Regions from separate parts of the Homo sapiens genome. Here region 2 is linked to region 1. A link is an interaction called in ENCODE POLR2A ChIA-PET data of the cell type or tissue named here. Cell type or tissue: PC-3. All regions are shown on one strand. Links, peaks and the distances in the headings refer to the core of each region. The heading gives the core; the rest is flanking DNA.

What was found. Peaks named below come from ENCODE experiments on the same cell type or tissue, not always from the same donor. Only the 100,000 strongest peaks of a DNase experiment are listed, where the experiment ranks them.
Region 2: POLR2A ChIA-PET joins it to region 1 with 24 read pairs; 4 of 35 experiments call an interaction of 5 or more read pairs at or near these places.

What each region holds. Positions count from the first base shown.
Region 1 is chr20:32,773,967-32,779,335 of GRCh38, reverse strand. The region is part of intron 1 of DNMT3B (DNA methyltransferase 3 beta); the gene reads right to left. Among named protein-coding and RNA genes, the nearest start is that of DNMT3B, 14 kb to the right of the region's middle. RefSeq lists enhancers at 1-274, 781-910, 776-1,277, 1,313-1,861, 3,509-4,214 and 1 more. In PC-3, for the core only: CTCF peaks have their summits at 507 (motif pointing right) and 712 (motif pointing right); DNase peaks (open chromatin) are centred at 705 and 2,425; H3K27ac peaks cover 286 bases.
Region 2 is chr20:32,495,840-32,501,208 of GRCh38, reverse strand. The region is part of intron 4 of NOL4L (nucleolar protein 4 like); the gene reads left to right. Among named protein-coding and RNA genes, the nearest start is that of NOL4L-AS1, 63 kb to the left of the region's middle. RefSeq lists an enhancer at 3,748-4,264. In PC-3, for the core only: no CTCF peak of the experiment used is centred there; no DNase peak of the experiment used is centred there.

The sequences.
Region 1 (5,369 bases), core at 216-5,215:
ATCTAAGAGGTAGGGCCAGGATTAGATAGAGAACGAGTAAAAAACTTCAGGGCATAAATCCCCGCTGAAACCGAGTTTTCCAAGTCACTTGCCTTTGCTTTTTGTTCCACCTTTGGTTGGCAAAAATATTATAAAAGCCTAGGCATAATGAGACCTCCAGGCCCCCATCCCTGAACCACAAACAGCTCCAGGTCACTCACACCACACCCTTGTGTCCTGGAACCGTGCCTGGGAAAAGCTTCCCCAATAAGCTGCTGCCATATGCACCGGGCCTCCCTGCCTCGGGCTCCATCGTGGAGACATACCAGCCCCTGCCAGACAACCCGTGCTAGCCTCGCAGTTTATCTTCTATCTGTCCATCCATCCATCCATCCATCCATCCATCCATCCATCTATCTTAGAGACAGGGTCTCACTTGGTCACCCAGGCTGGAGTGCAGTGGCGTGATCACGGCTCCCTGTAGGCTTCAACTCCCAGGGCTTCAGTGATCCTCCAGCTGGGCCCACAGGTGTGTGCCACCAGGTGTGGCTAATTTTTTGTAGAAACAGAGTCTGGCTATGTTGCCCAGGCTGGCCTCAAACTCCTGGCCTCAAGGGATCCTCCCACCTCAGCATCTCAAACCAGGGTACCTTCTAGAAGCCACACCTTGTATTGCGGGCTCCAAGCTGCACTGGCGCCACTGGCATCGCCCACCAGGGGGCACCGTGAGCTCAGTCTGATGAGCCCAGTGGCGCCCCCAGGCAGAGGTGCAATCTGTGGTGAGAGCTCCCAATTCCAGACCCTGCACCTGCCCATGGCATGGGGCAACTGGACCTCTGCTGCTACTCCCTGTGTGGCCCAGGAGCCACGCAGGCTACAGTACCATGAACTGAGAGCTGCTTGGAAGAACTGTTGGAAGTGGGAGCTGGCTGGAGAAATCTCCACCACTAAGCTAGATGTCCTGAAGCAGGGTTTTCATTTTTTTTTTTTTTGAGACAGAGTCTCCCTCTGTCGCCAGGCTGCAGTGCAGTGGTGCGACCTCCGCCAGGCTGGAATGCAATGGCACGATCTCAGCTCACCGCAACCTCTGCCTCCCAGGTTCAAGCGATTCTCCTGCCTCAGCCTCCTGAGTAGCTGGGATTACAGGCATGCGCCACCACGCCCAGCTGATTTTTGTATTTTTAGTAGAGACAGGTTTCACCATGTTGGCCAGGATGGTCTCGATGTCTTGTCCTCGTGATCTGCCCACCTCAGCCTACCAAAGTGCTGGGATTACAGGCGTGAGCCACCACACCCGGCCTGAAGCGGGATTTTCACAAGACATTTTAACACACACAAGTCATGCCTAGGTGATTAATATGCATGTTAAAGCAGCATTGTTCAGATTATAAACATGTGCGCTGATACATAACACATAGGCTTTCTGTGCTTCACATGATCCAGAGTGTGTATCAGCACCTGTTAAGGAATTTCCCCTACCAAGGACAAGGGACGTGCCTGAATCAGACCAATCAGCTGCTTCTCAGCCCTTTTTCTCCCAAGCCCTGACCCGGAAGAACAGGCTGGCTGACCTATGGCCAGTTCCTATGAGACAAAGCAGTCAGAATCCCAGGAAAGCTGCTGCGGTGTCGGTTCAGAATAATCATTAATTTCAAGCGTTTCACCTCAGGCCAAATCAGTGAACTAAGTAACCTAGTGGGCCTGGCATAGAGTGGGAGGTGGGGCTACCTGGTGTACCTGGTGTCTCCAGGAGGGTCCACCTCCCCAAAGTGCTCTGGGGGGAGGACACACAGGGTTTGTTTGTGGCCAGGAGCTGGTAGCAGACCAGAGGCCTGGAGTGAAGGATGTGACCTCCTTCGCCTTCATCCAGGGCCTGGGGTTCTAATGTGTGCTGGGTTTCGCAGGCAACATTGAACCCCATTCCTCAGACAGGCCCTAACTGGGTCAACAAGAAGCCAGACAGGAGTCTCACCTCCTAGACAGACCCAGGCTGACAATGATTAACCACCCTGGGCCTTCCCCCAGGGCCTCAGCAGTGCCAACTGGCCACCAGCCTACCCAACGTGTGGGCAGCACACCTTCCAAAACCCATATCTCAACATTCAGGAAAAGCCTCAAGCCCCTAGAACAAGACCTGTGGGTACTGGAGAGACAGTCCAGGAAGAAAACCCACAATAAATGGCACTAGCTACCTGGGTGTCCCCCAGGAGCAAGCTGAGCACTTATATATGCTTTCTTCTCGTTGCATAATTCAATGTGATTTCATTTAAAATTCCTTCTGTTTTTATCACGACCCTACGTTTGTAGTGAAATTAACTACCCTCATTGCCTTATAGCCACAGCTGTGTAGACAGCGCACACCAACTTCAGAACCTGCACCCATGACTAAAGATGCCCAGCTCAGTTCCTCCCCCACCCCGCTTCAGTCTACACGCAGGCCAAGACAATCTAGCCTCGAGGCATGTGCTGCTGTGTTCTCTCAGCCTGGAAGCCCTCCCCAACTCCCTACACCTCCTGCTTCCTTTCTCAGACCTCAAAACCCACAGCTCAAAATCCAGGAATAAAAGCTTCTCTCCTAGGCCTTTCTTCCCACATATATAAATATATAAAAATCCCCCCAATAAGGTCATCTTTTTTTCAGTGTTACTATGTGTCAGGCACTGTTTTGGCTTTACTTATCTTAACTCATTTAACCTTTAAATGTGGTAAGTACTGTTATTCCTGTTTTGCAGATGGAGAAACCAAGACAGAGACTGACATACTACCTCCTTGATCAATATATAGGGAAAGTAAATAACATACAAATTTAACTACATGTTCTTAGAATCAGGACAAGAGAAATTAAATTAGCATCAGGTGTGTACCAGTGGATACAAATCTCCCCCACCTCTTTTCTATGTATCTCACTGACTTCATGATTCAAGGCTGGCATTTCCAGATAACATGGCCCCCATCACAAGCCAACTGCTTTATCTAATATGACCTATCCAGAGTGGCAGACATGCTGGATTTAGAACTGCATCATCCCACACTGCCACTGTAACATTAAGTAGCTAACAGTTCCCAGGGCCCTACTTACTGTAGGCTGAACACTGTCTACCACCATGGATTTTTTTTTTTTTTTCTTTTTTTAAGATCAAGTCTCTGTCACCTGGGCTGGAGTGCAGTGGCGCGATCTCGGCTCACTGCAACCTCCACCTCCCGGGTTCAAGCGATTCTCCTGCCTCAGCCTCCCGAGTAGCTGGGATTACAGACTTGCACCACCATGCCTGGCTAATTTTTGTATTTTTAGAAGAGACGTGGTTTCACCATGTTGGCCAGGCTGGTCTCAAACTCCTGACCTCAGGTGATCTACTCGCCTTGGCCTGGGATTACAGGCGTGAGCCACTGCACCCAGCCTGTCTGCCACCTCCTTTAACCCCCACCCCATCCTGGGGCAGGTCTTATTATCCCCCTGCCTTCAACAGACTCAGATGAGTTAAGTCACCCAGAGAAGTGGCAGTGCCAAATCTCATGCCCAGGCAATCCAGGGCACGTGCCTGGAATTGCCGTAACTGAGACAAGACAGACAAGAATTACAGAAGTTATGAACAATGAATGCATCACCCATCCCAGGGATGAAGGGAGCTTCGTGGCTGGGACATGATATACCAGCTGAGCGTTTCCCTTCACAGGAGGTGGCTGCCTAACCTTGTGATGAGAGGTGAACTCTGACCCTTTCCCAGAGGCTGGGGTCCAGCGTGTGATTCAGAGTGGGCAGCAGTGCTGGGTGGGCCCACCCACAAGCTTCTCCCCGAGGGGCCTTCCTCATTAGTGCAGCAGGGTGCCTGTGCCCCGACTGAACCAGGTCAGATGTACTCAAATGCAATGTGGCAGACAGAGGGGTAGGTGGCAACCCCCAATTAGACTCAGAGGAGGCTCAGGGACTCGCCCCAACCCAGCAGTAATGCTGAGAACTGATGTCACTCACTTCCTCCAGGCTGATACCAGCAGCAGAGCTGTTTCAGAGCACTTCGTAAATGTTAATTGCATTAATTAAACCTCACAATGCAGGAAGGGGGGTCACTTTGGTATCTGCCCCAACCCCTGGGGTGCAGTAAAAAATTAAAAACTAAAATCCTACATTCAGTGGAGAGTATTGATTTAAAGAAAAAATAAATAAAAATTCCACCTCCACAGCCTATGTTAGAGAAATCTAGGGCCAGGTGCAGTGGCTCAAGCCTGTAATCCCAGCACTTCGGGAGGCTGAGGCAGGTGGACCACCCGAGGTCAGGAGTTCAAGACCAGCCTGGCCAACATGGTGAAACCCCATCTCTACTAAAAATAAAAAAATTAGGCCAGGCGCGGTGGCTCACGCTTGTAATCCCAGCACTTTGGGAGGCTGAAGCGGGTTGATCACTTGAGGCCAGGAGTTCGAGACCAGCCTGACCAACATGGTGTAACCAGTCTCTACTAAAAATACAAAAAAAAATTAGCCGGTCGTGGTGGTGGGCGCATGTAATCCCAGCTACTCAGGAGGCTGGGCAGGATAATCACTTGAACCCGGGAGGCGGGGGTTGCAGTGAGGTTGAGATCGTGCCACTGTACTCCAGCCTGGGCGACAAGGGGGAGACTCCATCTCAAAATAGAAAAGAAAAAAGACAAGACAAGACAAGACAAGACATGGGAGACCCCAAAAAGACGGGAGGATGGGAAGGAGCAAGGGTTGAAAAATCACCTATCAGGTACAACGTTCACTCTTTCGGTAATGGATACACCAGAAGCCCAATCCCCACCAGTAAGTAATAAACCCATGCAACAAACAAGCACATGTACTTCTTGAATCTAAAAAAAAAAAAAAAAAAAAAAGGCCAGGCGCGGTGGCTCAGGTCTGTAATCCCAGCACTTTGGGAGGCCGACGTGGGCAGATCACGAGGTCAGGAGCTCGAGACCATCCTGGCTAACATGATGAAACCCCGTCTCTACTAAAAACACAAAAAATTAGCCGGGCATGGTGGTGAGCACCTGTAGTCCCAGCTACTCCGGAGGCTGAGGCAGGAGAATGGTGTGAACCTGGGAGGCAGAGCTTGCAGTGAGCGGAGATAGCACCACTGCACTCCAGCCTAGGTGACAGAGCGAGACTCCGTCTCAAAAAAAAAAGAAAAAAAAGACACCATAAAACAATGCAGTAAGTAAGCCCAGGGAGGGACACCACACCTAGGTGAAGTAGAGAGCGGGAAGGATCCAGGCAGCAGGGACAGCACATCCAAAGGAAAGGGGGCCAGACTCAGGCTGTCCACACTGGCGGCGGCAGCAGAACACATGACAGAACACAAGGTCCCAGTACTGTGCTTTTGCTCTGTCTGATAAGGAACTTACCCTAAATTCCAGAAAACATCAGATTTACAGGA
Region 2 (5,369 bases), core at 254-5,253, 280 kb after region 1:
TCATCACATCCTGTTAAGGGTCCATAATATCAACATGATTTAGGACTGTTGCCATTGGCCTTGATCACACCTGGTTGAGATATTGGTTGTCAGGTTTCTCTCCTGTCAAGTGACTTTTCCCTCTTTCCACACTGTGCACTTGGGAAGGAAGGCACCGTGTGCAGCCCACACCTGAAGAGTGGGGAGTCATGTTCTGCCTTTTTTAGGGTGAATTATCAACGTAAATTATTTAGATTGCTTATGCATAGGAGATTTGTTTCTCCTCCCCCACTTATTAATTTATTCAGCCATTTATAGAAGTCGAGACTCATAGCTGTTTATTTTATGCTTTGATGATCATTCAATACTTCTTCATTTTGTTGTACAAATTGTTCTAGCTTTGGCCATTGGAGCTTTTTCAGTTGTTTCCTGTGCTCTTTTGCCATACCTCATTGGTGTTTGGGGTTTTTGTTTGTTCGTTTCTTGTTTTTTAGTGCTTCTTTGCTTTCTGGCACTGTAAGACTCCAGGCTCATCTTGCATATTTCCTGCCCCAATCCTGGAATCAGTGATTTCTCCAAGGAGCTCTGATTCCTTTTATTGGAAAACCATATTAAAAACCAAAATATCGGATCGAGACCATCCTGGCTAACACGATGAAACCATGTCTCTAGTAAAAAAAAAAAAAAAAAAGAAAGAAATACAAAAAAATTAGCTGGGCGTGGTGGCAGGCGCCTGTACTCCCAGCTACTTGGGAGGCTGAGGCAGAAGAATGGCATGAACCCGGGAGGCGGAGCTTGCAATGAGCCGAGATTGTGCCACTGCACTCCAGCCTGGGCAAGAAAGCAAGACTCCGTCTCAAAAAAAAAAAAAAAAAAATCTGGCTGGGCATGGTGGCTTACACCCATTATCCCAACACTTTGGGAGGCCAAGGCAGAAGGGTCTCTTGAGTTCAGGAGTTCAAGACCAGCCTGGGCAAACCTCATCTCTATATATTTTGTATAAAACAAAACAAAAAAACAAGATCTGGGCACTATGTGTGCCCATTGGTACTGAAGTATCCTTTCTTGCAGGCTCTTCCAGCTGACAGAGCAAAAAGCATACATGTTTTTATTTTCATTTTTTATATTTAATCTTTGATCCATTTGGAGCTTATGCTGACGTATTCTGAGATACAGATTCCGCTTAACCCTTTTGTCTCAGCATCATTTGTTAAATACTCCATTTTCCCCCACTGATTTGAGATGACACCTTTAAAACTTACTAAGTTTCCATCCAAAACAGAATCTACTTCTGTTTGGTCCACTGGGCTCCTTGACTATTCATGTAGCAGCTACCAAACTGTTTTAAGTGTGAAAACTTTATCATATGTTTTAATATCTAGTAGGAATTGTTCCTCTTTTGTTGGCTTTCTTTTTAAAAGTTTTGCTGGCTTGAAAAAAGGCATTACTTTGAAAAAAATAATTGTTCCTTTTTTTTTTTTTTTTTTTTTTGAGACAAGGTCTCCCTCTGTTGCCCAGGCTAGAGTGCAGTCGCAAAATCTTGGCTCACTACAACCTCCGCTGCCCAGGTTCAAGCAATTCTCCTGCCTCAGCTGACTGAGTAGCTGGGACTACAGATGCCTGCCACCATGCCCGGCTAATTTTTGCATTTTTAGTAGAGATGGGGTTTCACCATGTTGGCCAAGCTGGTCTGAAACTCCTGGCCTCAAGTGATCTGCCTGCCTCAGCCTCCCAAAGTGCTGGGATTACAGGCATGAGCCACCACACCCAGCCAAAAATTGTTTCTTTAATGCCTAAAAATGTTTGTATCCGCTTTTTGGTGGAGGAAAAATACTGCAGCAGCACCACTGATCTGACCACATGAGCATTATGTGAAGACACTTTATCCCAGGCCTCTTTGTTCACTGACAAACAGAGGTGGACTGAGAACCAGGAGCACCATGAGCCCAGTGTCAGGATCGGGGGGCTCTAAACATGGACAGCACAGCATTCCCCATCCTCCTAAAATGGTATCATGCAAAATAGGGCATTTATTTAAAAAAAAATTTTTTTTGGCCAGGAGCAGTGGCTCACGCCTGTAATCCCAGCACTTTGGGAGGCCAAGGTGGGCAGATCACAAGGCCAGGAGTTTGAGACCAGCCTGACCAACATGGTGAAGCCCCGTCTCTACTAAAAATACAAAAATTAGCTGGCGTGGTGGCAGGAGCCTGTAATCCCAGGTACTCAGGAGGTTGAGGCAGGAGAATCACTTGAACCTGGGAAGCAGAGGTTGCAGTGAGCTGAGATTGCACCACTGCACTCCAGCCTAGGCAACAGAGCAAGACCAAGACTCTGCCTCAAAAACAAACAAACACAAAAATTTTTTAAGTAGAAACAGTGCTTCACTTTGTTGCCCAGGCTGATCTTGAACTTCTGGGCCTCCCAAAGAAAATAGTGCATTTCTTTTTTTTTTTTTTTTTTTTTATTGAGACAGGGTCTCACTCCCGTTGCCCAGGGTAGAGTGCAGTGGTGCAATCACAGCTCAATGCAGCCTCGACTTCCCAGGCTCTAGTGATCCTCCCACCTCAGCCTCCCGAGTAGCTGGAACTACAGGCACACACCACCACACCTGGCTAATTTTTTGCACTTTTTATAGAGATGGGGCTTCACGTGTTGCCCAGGCTGGTCTTGAACTCCTGGGCTCAAGCGATCCTCCCACTTTGGCCTCCTAAAGTGCTGGAATGACAGGCATGAGCCACCATGCCCTGTGAAAATAGGGCATTTCTAAACTTGAGAGGGAATGATTTATCAGAAAGCTTTTTTTTTTTTTAAGAGAACAGAGAGAGGCGTGAAAAGCTCATTGTCAAACATCTTTTGTTATGGGACATTATTTTTGCAATCAGTATATGTTCTTGAACATCCTGGGGTGCTTTCTAGAAACTTACTACAATTTCCAAATTCTCACAGAAAATGAGCATTTCCTCTGTTTTGTGAGGGCAACCTGAGCTGGGAGAGGTCTGTGTCTTTTCTTTCCTCTCACTTCCCTGAAGCTGTGTGGGAAAGTGGAAAACAGCCACCACCCTGTCTGGAGAGCCAGTGTCTGGTGGGGTTGGCAGATACCCCGAACCTGAACAGCTCATTGTCCCCAGCAGCTCCTTGAGGCTCGAGCCCCTTCCGGGCTGCAGACCTCCACCCCTACAAATGCGAGAATGCCAAGGTGGCCTTTCAACTTTATTATCTGGGGGAAAAAATGCAGGAAGCACTCGTAATTTACTGGTGCAAGCAGGAGAGCTGCCTGGTGCCATAAGCAGCAATACTGCATGCAGGGCTGGCCTCGGGACGCTTTGTGTGTGTCAAGGGAAAAGCTTGCACAGGTCAGGAGCTGCTACCTGGGCGTCCATGAATGAAGGGGGGAAGTGGCTCTGTCCTGTCAGAGCTCTGGCAGTAAAACACCCCTGCCAGGCAGCCCAGGGAGCTGACTCCGGTCTGTTTCTAAGGACAAGAGAGACCTAACAGGAAAGGAGACGTCTTTCCTGGGCTGGGCCAGGAAGGAGCAGCTCAAAACATCCAGATGGTCCCTGTACTGATGGCTGCCCTTGTGACCGCCACAGCCTAACCAAGACCCAGAAGGGATTCGTGATCTTGTGGCTAAGTCCCGTTCCGTTTTGCAACTAAACTCCTCACTCCAGCTTTTGGGTGCCTCTTTCACCCAGAACTAGTGGGATATTTTGGGCAGGGTGCTTTTCTGCAGCCGTCCCTGGTTTTCCTTGCTTTTTATTTTGAATGCGGGACCCCTGATGGCTTTGTCAAGCCTTCTACTTAAGGCACTGAAACTCAGGCAGCTCAGCCCCCTGGCAGCTGAGCATTTAGTGGTTGTGACTTTTACACAGGTTCTTGACCCACCCTGACTCTTGTCAGCCTGATGGGTCCTTTTCATGTGGGGCCCAGATAGGCCCTGTCACCCCCAGCAAAGAGCAGCTCCAGGAGACCTGACTCCATGGGGCGGGTGGGTGGGCCAGGGCTTTGTAACCAGACCTGGAGGGTGCAGGAGGGTTTCAGACGCTTCAGCAGCTGATGTCTGGAGATCAATTAGAGATAATGGCTTTGGGTGGACTGGAAGAAGCATGGCCAAGCTTTTTCCTGGTCATGATTGTGTTTACCTCATTATCGGGCTTTTTTTTTTTTTTTTTTTTTGAGGGTAGGAGGGCACAGTATTGCTTTGTGAATTTGTGCTGTCTGCTTTGTTTTGCTCGGGGTGACTGGGTGTGGATCCCGGCAGGCGGGTAGCTCCCCGACCCCTATTCAGACTGAGAGGCACACAGCACAGCTGCTGCTCACGGCCGACCAGACCCTTGTCCTCCCTGCAACACAGCATTATGTAGTTTTAAAGAAATTTCCTAGGCCAGGTGTGGTGGTTCATGCCTGTAATCCCAGCACTTTTTGGGAGGCTGAGGCGGGTGGATCACCTGAGGTCAGTTCGAGACCAGCCCGGCCAACATGATGAAACCCTGTCTCTACTAAAAATACAAAAAATTAGCCAGCTGTGGTGGCAGGCACCTGTAGTTCCAGCTACTCGGGAGGCTGAGGCAGAAGAATCACTTGAACCTGGGAGGCAGAGGTTGCAGTGAGCTGAGATCATGCCACTGTACTCCAGCTTGGGCAACAAGAGTGAAACTCTCTCAAAAAAAAAAAAGAAAGAAAGAAATTTCTTCCTTCCTTCACTCAAAAATCATTTCCGAGGTTCCTACTACATGCTGGAGGTCATTCCAAGCACGGAAGATACCACAGTGAATGAGACAGATAAGGTACCCATCCCTAGGAGCTCACAGGCCTGGAGATGATAAACAAGGCAATATAAAAAAATATGCAAAAGGAGGAAATTTGGGGTAGATAATTAAAATAGAGTAAGATGACAGACTGTGCCTCAGGGCAAGAAGGCCTCTCTGAAGAGGCAGCATCCGAGCCAAGGCCTGAATGGTGAGAAGTGGCCAGCCCTGCAGAGATGAAGTGGGAGGGCTTTCCAGGCACAGGAGACAGCACATGCAAAGACCCTGGGGTAGGAACAGCAGTGGGGCTCAGATAGAGGAGTAAGGGGGAGCTATGCCTGGGAGCCGTCTTCAAAGGCAGCTCTCCCAGGGCCTGCCAGCCGGGTGCACATGTGTTGTGATGTGAAGCCTAGTGGTGATCTTTCTCTGCCAGAGGGAAGCAGGGCAGGGACCTGGGCCTGTCTCAGGTCGAAAGTGGAGATGAGCACCTGAGAGGGAGTCCAGCGACTCTGGTTCTAGGTGTGCCTCTGCCCCACGAGTCATCTAACTTCTTTTATTGGGGTGCAGTGATATGATCACAGCTCACTGCAGCCTTGACCTCCTGAGCTCAAGCAATTCTCCCACCTCAGCCTCCTGAGTAGCTGG